Regions from separate parts of the Homo sapiens genome. Here regions 1 and 2 are each linked to region 3. A link is a contact called in ENCODE Hi-C or POLR2A ChIA-PET data. All regions are on one chromosome and are shown on one strand. The core of a region is the stretch at or near the end of the contact, and the rest is flanking DNA. Distances in the headings are between cores, read along the strand shown. Region 1 overlaps IDH3A (isocitrate dehydrogenase (NAD(+)) 3 catalytic subunit alpha). Region 2 overlaps TBC1D2B (TBC1 domain family member 2B). Region 3 holds the start of CHRNA5 (cholinergic receptor nicotinic alpha 5 subunit).

The links. A loop is a pair of places that touch in the nucleus more often than their neighbours do. ChIA-PET counts read pairs that join two places held with the same protein, here RNA polymerase II (POLR2A). Pooled maps may share reads with other maps.
Region 1: a pooled map shows a loop between it and region 3 (2.6-fold over the local background). The contact joins the enhancer-like site here to the promoter of CHRNA5 in region 3. A Hi-C loop is called at or near these places in 2 of 50 pooled maps. POLR2A ChIA-PET finds 5 or more read pairs at or near these places in 2 of 52 experiments (WTC11 and activated T-cell).
Region 2: a loop to region 3 is called in a map with no recorded cell type, with 3 times the contacts of the local background. The contact joins the enhancer-like site here to the promoter of CHRNA5 in region 3. A Hi-C loop is called at or near these places in 1 of 37 single-sample maps with no recorded cell type and 3 of 50 pooled maps. POLR2A ChIA-PET finds 5 or more read pairs at or near these places in 3 of 52 experiments (HEK293, activated CD4-positive, alpha-beta T cell and activated T-cell).

The regions. Positions count from the first base shown.
Region 1 is chr15:78,166,403-78,170,401 of GRCh38, forward strand. IDH3A (isocitrate dehydrogenase (NAD(+)) 3 catalytic subunit alpha) reads left to right here. Exons shown (of 11, transcript NM_005530.3): 11 at 2,520-3,999. The coding sequence ends at 2,603. It overlaps ACSBG1 (acyl-CoA synthetase bubblegum family member 1), which reads right to left. Exons shown (of 14, transcript NM_015162.5): 14 at 1,066-3,999. Among named protein-coding and RNA genes, the nearest start is that of IDH3A, 19 kb to the left of the region's middle. RefSeq lists an enhancer at 1,130-1,429. Within about 2 kb of position 1,254, at least 3 of the 41 ENCODE cell types and tissues checked have a DNase peak (open chromatin) inside an H3K27ac peak, as active enhancers do.
Region 2 is chr15:78,068,213-78,072,005 of GRCh38, forward strand. The region is part of intron 1 of TBC1D2B (TBC1 domain family member 2B); the gene reads right to left. Among named protein-coding and RNA genes, the nearest start is that of TBC1D2B, 7.6 kb to the right of the region's middle. RefSeq lists enhancers at 776-855, 886-935. Within about 2 kb of position 2,004, at least 19 of the 41 ENCODE cell types and tissues checked have a DNase peak (open chromatin) inside an H3K27ac peak, as active enhancers do.
Region 3 is chr15:78,563,851-78,568,079 of GRCh38, forward strand. CHRNA5 (cholinergic receptor nicotinic alpha 5 subunit) reads left to right here and starts at 1,670. Exons shown (of 6, transcript NM_000745.4): 1 at 1,670-1,975. The coding sequence starts at 1,870. RefSeq lists an enhancer at 868-1,057 and a silencer at 1,868-1,957.

The DNA.
Region 1 (3,999 bases), core at 4-2,503, 400 kb before region 3:
GCCCAAGCATTTGATGTTGAACAAGGATTCTTAACGTGGGTCCCAGATTGAACAGGGTATGTGTGCACATGTGTGCATTTTCTGAGGTGAGGATCTAGATATTTCATCCAAAAAAAGTTAAGCAGCACTGATGTATAGACATCAGTGTACAGTGGAAAGGTCAGTGGTTTGGGAGGCAGCATCAGGTGCACGCCCAATTATCCTATTGTTAGCTGTGTGACCTTGGCCAAGTTCATTGATTTTTTTTGAGACAGAGTCTTGCTCTGTCACCCAGGCTGGGGTGCAGTGTCATAATCTTGGCTCACTGCAACCTGCACCTCCCGGGTTCAAGCAGTTCTCCTGCCTCAGCCTCCCTAGTAGCTGGGATTACAGGCGTGTGCCACCACACCCAGCTAATTTTTGTATTTTTAGTAGAGATGGGGTTTCACCATGCTGGCCAGGTTGGTCTCGAACTCCTGAGCTCAAGTGATCCTCCCGCCCCAGCCTCCCAAAGTGCTGGGATTACAGGCATGAGCCACCACACCCGGCCAAGTTCATTGATTTTTATAGACAACTTTTTACTCTTCACAACAAACGTCTGTTGAGTGTACCTTATAAGGTGTGAAGAGTAAAATGATGAATAGGGTAAGATGCTGAGCCTCAAGGAGCTGGGAATCTAGTGGCAGATACAGATGCAGATGTACCTCTAATACAATAGTCTTATATGTTACACTGTGTGCATCTATAATACAAAAGCAATACAGAAGTTTTATAAAAGTAATAACTAATATTAATTGAATACTTATGCAACTTTTAAGTTCTTTATATATCATCTCAGCAAAGTTTTTCTATAACTCTTTGAAGTAGATGCTATAATTCCATTTTATAGATGAGGAAACTGAGGTACAGAGAGAATAAATAATATGTCCAAGGTTTTACAGCTCCTAAATGACCCAAGTTGGTATTAACACGCAGTCTGGGCCTTACCCAACAAGCTCCACCGCCTCGGTAAGCAATTGTGGCCTGTGGAAGAAGTGTCGCGGGCTATTCCGAAGTTAGAGGAAATAATGCACTTGAAGACTCATCCCTAATTTGAGGTCCTTTTTAACAAAAATTGTGAAAAATATGCATAACATAAAATTTGCCATTTTAGCCGTATTTAGGTATACAGTTCAATAATGTTAAGTACATTCACATTGTAATGTAACCATCACCATCAGTCATCTCCAGACCAGTTTCATTTTCTCAAACTGAGACTCTGCACCCGTTAAACAGTAACTTTCCCTTCCCCCTCCCATCCTCTGACACCTGCCATTCTGCTTCCTGTCTCTATGAATTTGACTACTCTAGGTACCTCATGTAAGTGGAATCATACAGTATTTGTCCTTTGAGTCTGGCTTATTTCACTTAGCGTAATATCTTCAAAGTTGGTCCCTTCTTTTAAAAAAATTCTGTAATTTGAAATTATATCGTGTGGCCAAAATACAAGAAATTCAGGCTTGTTTTTAACAGCCTGATAGTCACATTGGAGGTCATATGATTTTCTTATTCTTTAAAGTTATATTTGGGAAGTTATAATCTACAGCCCAGTAGAGAGGTGCCTGAATTACATAGTGGGCCCTTTTATTGTGTAGGATGGAAAGATAAAGAGAATTAAATATATTGGGGTCTGTATGCAGGAAAGAAAGGATAAGCTGGTAGAACAGATCAGTTGTATGGGAGGCTTTCTTTCCTAAAGAGGGAGGTTTAAGAGTTAATGATTTAGGCAGGTGTGGTGGTGCATGCCTGTAGTTGCAGCTATAGGCTGAGGCAGGAGGATCACCTTAGCCTCTGAGTTCAAGACCAGCCTGGGCCACATAGTGAGACCCCGTCTCTTAAAAAAAAAAAAAAGAGTTAATGATTTAAATATTTCTTTCGTATTTGTGTCCCAGCCTCCAAAAATAGATCAGATACAAAAATTAGTTGGGTATGGTGGCATGCACTTGTAATTCCAGCTATTCAGGACGCTGAGGCAGGAGAATCGCTTGAACCCAGGAGGCAGAGGTTGTGGTGAGCTGGGATCGTGCCACTGCACTCCAGCCTGGGCAACAGAGTGAGACTCCATCTAAAAAAAAAATAATAATAAAAACAAAAATAGATCAAAATATGTCTCAGGTCTATTCCTGAGACATATTTCCCAAGGATTTTTATGAAACTTCTTATTTAGATTCGCTTTTATTTAAATATCCATGACCAACTAATCTGGGTTAGGGTCTATTGTGTGAACAAAGGGAAAATTTTGGTAAAGCTCCCTGCCTCCCTTTGCATCAAGAGCACCTTATTCTTTGCAGAGTGCTGTTGTATACACTATGAGATTGGATCCCGATCCTCCTGGGCTGGGTAGATGGTGGTGGAGTGGTTCCTCACTTTGAAATGAGGAACTAAATGAAAGAGCAGCCGAGTAACTTGCCCAGGTGGCATCTCACTGAGGGCTTTAAAATCTCCTTGGTTTAGTTTAGTTTGCGGATACATCTTTTATTTTTGCTTTTTCCTTTTCTCAGAGCTTGACAAAAGATTTGGGAGGCAATGCAAAATGCTCAGACTTCACAGAGGAAATCTGTCGCCGAGTAAAAGATTTAGATTAACACTTCTACAACTGGCATTTACATCAGTCACTCTAAATGGACACCACATGAACCTCTGTTTAGAATACCTACGTATGTATGCATTGGTTTGCTTGTTTCTTGACAGTACATTTTTAGATCTGGCCTTTTCTTAACAAAATCTGTGCAAAAGATGCAGGTGGATGTCCCTAGGTCTGTTTTCAAAGAACTTTTTCCAAGTGCTTGTTTTATTTATTAAGTGTCTACCTGGTAAATGTTTTTTTTGTAAACTCTGAGTGGACTGTATCATTTGCTATTCTAAACCATTTTACACTTAAGTTAAAATAGTTTCTCTTCAGCTGTAAATAACAGGATACAGAATTAACAAGAGAAAATGTCTAACTTTTTAAGAAAAACCTTATTTTCTTCGGTTTTTGAAAAACATAATGGAAATAAAACAGGATATTGACATAATAGCACAAAATGACACTCTTCTAAAACTAAATGGGCACAAGAGAATTTTCCTGGGAAAGTTCACATCAAAAAGAGTGAATGTGGTATATTTCTAAATGATATGGAAAATAGAGACAGATTTGTCCTTTACAGAAATTACTGAGTGTGAATAAAAACTTCAGATCCAAGAAATATATAATGAGAGATATAATTTTTGTTAATAAGACAAAGGTAATATATTGGATACAAAGACACAAATGTATTGTGTGTTCAATTATTTTGTTGTCTTGAGATTTAATATTCTTTCCAAGAGCTTTTAATGAAGCAGAGAGCTAGTACTTCATTTTCACTGGATACATTTTCAGCATCATGAGTTGTCACAGCCTCTGAGCCCCTGATCTGAAGCCAGAAGGGCTGAGTGTATTGTAAACTTATTCTTGCATGTTGCTGTCTGGGAATGGACCACACTACAGCAGGTAGTTCTGGGGGCGATACTGCCGAAAGGCCCGAACACATGTATTTTGGCTGCAATTGAGGAACTTGGGATGCTATTAATTTTGTATTTCAGCAACTGCCCCTTCTCCTATCCCAAAGCACCAATTACTGCCCTCTGCCTCAGCAGTACCAGTATAAGATGACATTCCAAAGACTGGAGGCAACTCAGCCTGAGTTAATTCACAAAATTATGCCATGCTGGGGCTTGAGCTTGAGCTTGGGCTTAGGCTTGGGCTCAGCTTTTGACCCTCAGGCATCTCCTTTCCCTTCCTGTCTTCCTCTCCCTTCTCCTCTGCTGCAGCATGATTTTCTTAATCTTCAGACACTCACTATTTTCATGAACAGTTACCCTCTGTCCCCACAACCAAAGACAACTCATGGCCTCCTTTGGCCCTTGTGTAACATTGCAAACCTGTGGCTTTGCAAAATGTACCCAGGTCACAAGGGGATTTTTTTTTTTTTAGCAATGATATCCCTGTCTGGGTCACTT
Region 2 (3,793 bases), core at 754-3,253, 500 kb before region 3:
ATTTTTAAAGTTAACACTACAGTTTCTTAAATCAATGGAAAATTTTCACTGCTGTATTTGCAGCAAGCAGCATAGTGCTTAGAATATGATAGATGCTCAAAAATATTTGCTGAGTAAATGGACACTACAAACGTCCGTTTCACCATGAAATGAAAGCACACACACCACACCCACACACACACACACACACACACACACACACACACACAGAGGATATGAGGGCTTAAAGCATGCATTTAGCCAACAAGCATCTAACAGGTGCTGGGATCCTCTAAGTATGAAAGGCACAGTAGTGAAATACACTGACAAAATATCCTAGGAGGTGATGCTCTGGTAGGACACAACAGCAGACACTCAAAGACTAGACCAGGAGCAAAACCATCCTGAATCTGTAGCCGACTGAGGGCCTCCTGTGCTGGCTGGTGAGCTACTGCCTGCTGGACAATCACGAAAGCCACAGTCTCCCCAGGGATCCTCTCAGCTTCTTGCCCCTCACATGGCCTCACATATCTGAATGCCAAGATGTTTACTGAACTGAGCACTCCAGGCAAAGTACTTCACAGAACACTAGTTACAAGCCACTAACTAGTCACCACTACCCAGTTTACCATTTCCACATTGCATTCACTCTGTGAAAGCAAACAAAACCCAGCTGAGGGCTGGCCTGACAGGATATGGGTGAACACCCGATCACATGTCATTAAGATCCCACTACATAAATACCAGAACCGAAAATTGCTAATGAAAATGCCTCTCCCTCTCCCAAACTGACAGTCACTTCTACAATGGTGGGGGTCTTTTTCTTTCTTTAGAGGAAGGGGGTGTTACTGTTTGTATTTTGTTCTGACTGGAGGTGGGAAGTCTGCACCCCAGTGGCTCAAAGGTAAAAGCAACTGATCGAGGAGACTGGTCCACCCCCCTCAGACGTGAGGTGGGAGCTGGTACATCTGAATACTCCTTCCATTTCTCAAGAAATCGTCATCTCCACAGAGGAAGGAAACTGGTAATGTGCATATGAGCAAAGCAAGTGCAGCAGGAGAGAAGTCAATGCCGGGGGCCATTAGGAATGCTTCAGGAAAGGAAGTCCACCAGGGCGGGCCGGCCCTAGCCACACACACACCTGCCAAAGCGAGCTTCACCCATCACAACACCCACCACTCAGAAACAAAATTAAGAAGCAACTGCTCAAGATAGGTTCAGCTTTGCATTTATCTACTTTTAAATCTGTTTGCCAGTACATAACATATAAATACATCAACCCTTTGTACCCAACACGATAATCCTCTAACTTAGTTACATAAAAATACTAGGCATGACCAAACCATCAGTGCCACAGTCCAAACGTGTGTCCCCGCAAAATTCACGTGTTGAGACCCAGTCCCCAAGATGATAGTACTAAGAGGGAAGCCTTGTGGGAAGTGATTTAAGTCATGAGGGCAGAGCCCTCTGGAATGAGATCAGGGTCCTTATGAAAGAGGCCAGAGTGGTAAAAGGAATTTGAGGAGAAAAATACATTTAGATAGATAGATACATACATACATATATACAAACATACATAGATGGAGGCCCCAGAAGGAACTTGTCTGTCCCCTTCTGCTATGAGGACACCACTAGAAGGCACCACCTCTAAAGCAGAGTGAGCCCTCACCAGACACCAAATCTGCTGGTGCCTTCATCTTGGGCTTCCCAGCCTCCAGAACTATGAGAAATAAATTTCTGTTGTTTATAAGCTACCCTGTCTACGGTATTTTTTCACAGCAGCACAAATGGCCTAAAACAATCTATCTGGGAGCAGAAGAAAGAAAACAAAAACCTATTTGTCAAACCCTGCTTAAAACTCTTTACTGACTCTAGCTCTTAAGATGAAGACCAAAATCCTGCCCTGGCCCAAGGCCTGCCTCTTCCAAAGGCTATGTCCCCTTCACTCCTAGTTGCCACCAGGCACTCCTTGAGTCCCACATGCAACCAGCACCCCCACCTAAGGGCCTCTGCTTATGCCATTTCCTCTCCCTACAACACTTGACTTCCTCCTCTCCACCCCCACCCCCGCTCCAGTCAACACCAACTCATCCTTTGAGTCTCAGCTCAAATGTCGCTTCTTCAGGAAAGTCTTTCCTAGCCCTCCACCAACCATAAACCAGATCAAGATCCTGAACTATACATGCATTGCATATCTTTCCTTTCAAACTTCCTAGCACTGGTTGGTGTTTGTTATATTTTATTAACGTCTGTCCCCCCCACCTACTGAAAGCTCCAGGAGGACAGGGACTGTTTGTCTTGTCCAGTCATATCCCCAGTGCCTAAGCACACACAGTGAGTGAATGAGTGGGAAGCTCCTGAGGCCTTCCTAGAACACAAGTCAGTGAACTACAGCCTGCGGTCATTTCCAGTCTCTGCCTATTTCTGTACAATCTACAAGGCAAGGGCAGTTTTAACATTTTTATTTTGCTATTTTATTTTTTTGAAACAGGGTCTCCCTCTGTCACCCAGGCTGGAGTACAGTGGAGCAAACACAGCTCACTGCAATGTCCACCTCCTGGGATCAAGCAGTCCTCCTGCCTCAGCCTCCCAAGTAGCTGGGACTAAAGACATGTGCCATCATGCCTGGCTAGTTTGTTTTTTGTTTTGAGACAGAGTTTCGCTCTTGTCGCCCAGGCTGGAGTGCAATGGCGCCACCTCAGCTTGCTGCAACCTCTGTTTCCTGGGTTCAAGCAATTCTCCTGCCTCAGCCTCCCAAGCAGCTGGGATTACAGGCATCCGCCACCACACCCAGCTAATTTTGTATTTTTAGTAGAGACAGGGTCTCACCATGCTGGTCAGGCTGGTCTCAAACTCCTGACCTCAAGTGATCCACCCACCTCGGCTTCCCAAAGTGCTGGGATTACAGGCGTGAGCCACCACATCCAGCCACACCTGGCTAGTTTTTTTTAATTTTTGTAGGGATAGGGTCTCACTTTGTTGCCTAGGCTGGTCTCGAACTATTGGTATCAAGTGATCCTCCCATTTCGGCCTCCCAAAGTGCTGGGATTACAGGAGTGAGCCACTGTGCCCAGCTAACATTTTTAAATGGTTGAAAAAAATCAAAAGAATATTTTGCGAAATGTGAAAATTATATGAAATCCAAATTTCAGAGTCCATAACTAAAAGTTAAAACACAGCTATACTCATTCTGTGGTTGTTTCTGTACTACAACAGCATAGTGACAGATATGGCAGAGTGCGCAAAACCTAAAATAGTATGTGGCCCTTTACATAAAAAGTTTGCCTCTGCTATAACAGTGTCCTTGGAGTCCTGACCATGGGCATGAAATATATGAGACCCGAAAATATGGAACTGACTGTAAGCTCTCTCCTCTGGGGAAGGGTGAGTCATAACCCCCTTTTGGATTCCTGATGTCTGTTAAATTCAGTGGGCATTCACTGAATGGCTGCCACCTCCATGACATGAGGCAAGAATGGCATGTAATACACCTGTATATTTGGGAGTTCTGGCTGATCACTTCTAAAGGGTCAGGGCTCACACCAAAACCAGTGCTTACTGGGTGACCATTTTCTATTCATTCATGCAACAAATGTCTACCTGGGCACCTTACCTTAGTCGGTTCAGGCTGTTATAACAAAAACACCACAGACTAAGTGGCTTAAACAACAGAAATTTACTCAGTTCTGAAGGCTGGAATGTCCAAAATCAAGGTGCTGGTCAATTTGGTTCCTGGCGGGGGCCCTCTTCCTGGTTTGCAAAGGAATGCCTTTTTGCTGTATCCTCATAGGTGGAAGGGGAGATCATCTCTCCA
Region 3 (4,229 bases), core at 420-2,919:
TGTCACGCTTTGCCTTTCACTTAATAGCAACAATTAATAGTGTTTTTCATAGATTATGTAAATAACCATCATTCTCATGATTATTGATATAACATCTAGGAGTTCCAATTATACTTGCAGTGGCTGCACTGACAACCATTTCATTCTAGTTTTGCCACTGACAGGTACTGTGACCTTCAGCAGTTATTCAACTCCTCTGTTTCAAATCAGTTAGCTGTAAAAGCAGAATAACATTTTAAAGTCATCCAAACACTGTTAGGATGAATTGCATAAGTGCCTGTAAGTCCCATAAATTCTTCAGAGTAAAATGTAAATTTGCAGTGAAAGGATGATAGGTACTGTCTTTCATTTCTGTGCAGAAGTGCAATTAATTACTAATCTGGTTAACATCTTGTGCATCCCTTTTCTGTGGCCCCTTTGTTTAAGTCCTGTTTAAACAGATTGGCTCCATTGGATGTAATTTACATTTTTCCAGCTGTATTTGGACCTAAGAAGAGCATCTTCACTGAATTTTGCTGTTTAGATTCTTTGCAACCAGGTTTAGTTTTTCACAGATTTACTAGTCTGGAGGGTGGAGTGAAATTTTTGCTCACAATGAGTCTTAGAGGTGTCACCTCCATAAAGCGTTCTGTGAAGAGTCAGCGGCTCCCTCTGCCACTGAAGTTTAAAGATAATTCGCCTGAATCCCTTCAGCCAAATGAAGCTTTCTAATTATGGACAGAGAGGATGAAATATAGGGTCTGGAGGGATTTGAGACGGGTTTCCAGCAGTCGGCACCAATCTCCACCAGAGGTGCTAAGTGTCTGTAGCAGATAGTCACTAATATTTACAAATGTTAATTGATGACAACACGGAGGGCGATGCCCACGTTTGAGGCGACTGCATATCATTTCCGGGGATGGCTTGAGTGAGTGTCAGAGCTGTACCTTCCCGAGTCCTCTAGTTTATCTGCCTCGGTTCCTCGCTTCCAGACGAGGAAACAGGCCCAGAGAGGAAAGTGACTTGCCCAGGGTTGTCTCGCTGGTCCACAACACAGGTCTCCTGGTGGGGACCCCTTGGCTGACACGACAGCCCCAGGAGGCAGTCAAGCTGCGACTGGTACTTCCTGGTGAGAAAGACTTGAGTGGGCAGCGGGGCCCATGGAGAGCGCTGCAGCCTGGAGCAAGTCCCCCACCACTGTGATTCTGCCCCAGCCTCCAGCTTGTTTCTTTCTGATCACAACTCGGAATTACTTTATTTACATTTTCTATCAGCTGGGAGCAATCTGTCCCTCTGCTTCCCCTTTTGGTGCTGAGCACAGAGCAGACATCAATGAATAGCTGTTATCTTAAGGTGTGCAGTGACTAGGCCAAGGACATCCGGTGGTTAGAGAAGGACGCGCCTGCGATGCCAGCCTCAAGTCTTTGCCTTCCTGGAACTCTGCTCCAGGGTCGCACCTGCCCAAAGGAAGGCCTGGAGGCGGGGGCCAGGGCGATGGGGCTGGGCCAGGCGTGGAAAAAGAGGAGCTAGGAGCAGACAGGGTTGGACCAGAGGCGGGGCGGGGTGGGGAAAGGGTTGGTGGGGATCGGAGGCGGGGCTATGAATAGACCGGACTGGGCCAAAAGGAACAAGGCGAGGATTGGGCGGGGCCAGAGGGAAATAGGGGCGGGGCTAGGCGCCGGGAGCTTCCACATGCGTCCCGAGCCCGCCAGAAGCTGCTAGGCTGAGGCTGCTGTCCCGGCGGGAGCTGTGGCGCGGAGCGGCCCCTCTGCTGCGTCTGCCCTCGTTTTGTCTCACGACTCACACTCAGTGCTCCATTCCCCAAGAGTTCGCGTTCCCCGCGCGGCGGTCGAGAGGCGGCTGCCCGCGGTCCCGCGCGGGCGCGGGGCGATGGCGGCGCGGGGGTCAGGGCCCCGCGCGCTCCGCCTGCTGCTCTTGGTCCAGCTGGTCGCGGGGCGCTGCGGTCTAGCGGGCGCGGCGGGCGGCGCGCAGAGAGGTAAGCCCGGGCTGCAGAGGGGCGGGGCGGGAGCTGGCCCGGACTCCACATCGCGGTGCCCAGGAAGCCGCCAGGCGACGGCCGCCGGAAAACCTGGTTGCGAGGGGAGGTGGGTTTTTTTCTCCTGGGGGCTTGGAGTGAGGTTTCAGTTTAAATGTCCAGATTTGCTCATTTAAATGCAGAGAAAGGGCTACTTGGGTGGGTTTTCTTTGTTGTTCCACGACCTGCATCGCTGGAGACTACGAGGCTGGCTTAGCGTATACTTCCACACAACTTTTTCAGTAAAAGATGCCACTCTTGTCCAGCAGGGCTTTCCTGTCCTGGTGGCAGCCAAGCTTCCCATTTTGTTGCCCATTTACGGGATATAGAGACTCTGGGGTTCATTCTAGGGGTTGGGACTTATCTTCCACCTCCTGCCCGCCGCCTCTTCCTCCATCCCTGTCCCCTACCCACCGCAGCATTTGAAAACCTTTCCTTTCGCCGGAGATGAAAGGTGTGTGTTGTAGCAGGCTAGGCGGCCAACTTCCCTGGCTTCGGGGCTAATCGTTTGCATCCAGAGTTCCTCACTAGCTCCTTAGAGCACAGCTTTTTTCAGCCTGCTGTTTTTCAAGAGGTTTTGGACAGGAATGGAAACAACAAAAGAAATCGCGTAGTCCTACATGTTTCAAGTGCTTGGGAAAGTTTTAGAGTCAGTTCTCTCAATACCTTGAAGAAAAACACGTTTGTGGAGCAGCTATGGTGTGATCTAAACGTAGAAAAGCTAAGCATCCGTTAAGCAAGATATGATTACAGAAGTTCACTACGTCTGTATTTCAGGTTTTATGAGTGAGTTTCTTAAATAGTGGAAATATTGCAAGAACCTTTTCTTGCCTTTCCTTTGTTAAGGTTTTTAATCTATGGCTCCTGATTTTAGGAAGTAATAAGACTAGAATAATTCATTGCAGGATGTATTGCTTAGTGTAGACCGAAGAGAAATAAGATGGAGGGTGATTTAAACAAATGAAGAAAATCCTGGGCAGAGAGAGTTAAACAGAAAGAAAGGAATGTGATTTTGGAGCCAGGCAAACCTGTATTCAAATTATGGCTCTGGTGCATCCTGACTGGACGAACTTCTCTCAGCTGTTTTCCTTCTTTAAGAAATGGCGGGCCGGGCGCGGTGGCTCACGCCTGTAATCCCAGCACTTTGGGAGGCCGAGGCGGGCAGATCACGAGGTCAGGAGATCGAGACCATCCTGGCTAACACAGTGAAACCCCGTCTCTACTAAAAATACAAAAAAATTAGCCGGGCGTGGTGGTGCGCGCCTGTAGTCCCAGCTACTCGGGAGGCTGAGGCAGGAGAATGACGTGAACCCGAGAGGCGGAGGTTACAGTGAGCCGAGATCGCGCCACTGCACTCCAGCCTGGGCAACACAGCGAGACTCCGTCTCAAAAAAAAAAAAAAAGAAAAGAAAAGAAATGGGGGTAATAATCATGCTTACCTCTCAGAGTTCTTTTGAGGATTAAATAATGCATATAAAATGCCAGGCACAGTGCCTGACACTCGAGAAAATGGTAGTTCTCTACCCCTTTTGATGAAACTGAACTTTAAAAATCTGTTTCATGTCTTTTAATATAGAACACTGTAGCCAAGCATTAAATAGTGTAAATAGCTATCTCCCTTCATGCATGGTGTTCAGTGTTATAACAAAGTGAAATCGATTAGTTCCTGCTTTCTGCCCCACTTAGTTAATATCTCTCTCATAATAACCATCTGGTTCTATTGCACTTCTGTTTCCTCCTGCTTCCACGTAAGCTCCTTAAGAACTGTGATTCTTGTTTATCTTTGTATCGCCAACACCTGCCTTAATGTAGGAGCCCAGTGAAGGTTTGCGGAAGGAAGGAGTGGAACAGTATTACCTCTCTGGATATTAGTTTCTCCATCTGGATGGTGAGGGGCCATTAAAGGATCCCCCTTCCACCTTGAAAATTATAAGATTCTGTGTGCTCTTAGAAGTGATCATCTTGAAGAACAAAGTGATACTGAATGGATGATGTAATTGCACACTTGCTCTTAACTGTTAATATGCATTTGTGTACAACTGTCGTTCCATGTGGGTGGCTGAAAGTACTGTCTGGAAATAGGAGACCTGCCACTCGCTGTCTGTGTTTCCTTGGACGTATTACTTGACCTTGCTGATTCTTTGTTTCTCTCTCTTTAAAATGAAAGGGCGGTAGTAGATGTTTTTAAGTCAACTTTAAGTTTTTTAAGTTCAAA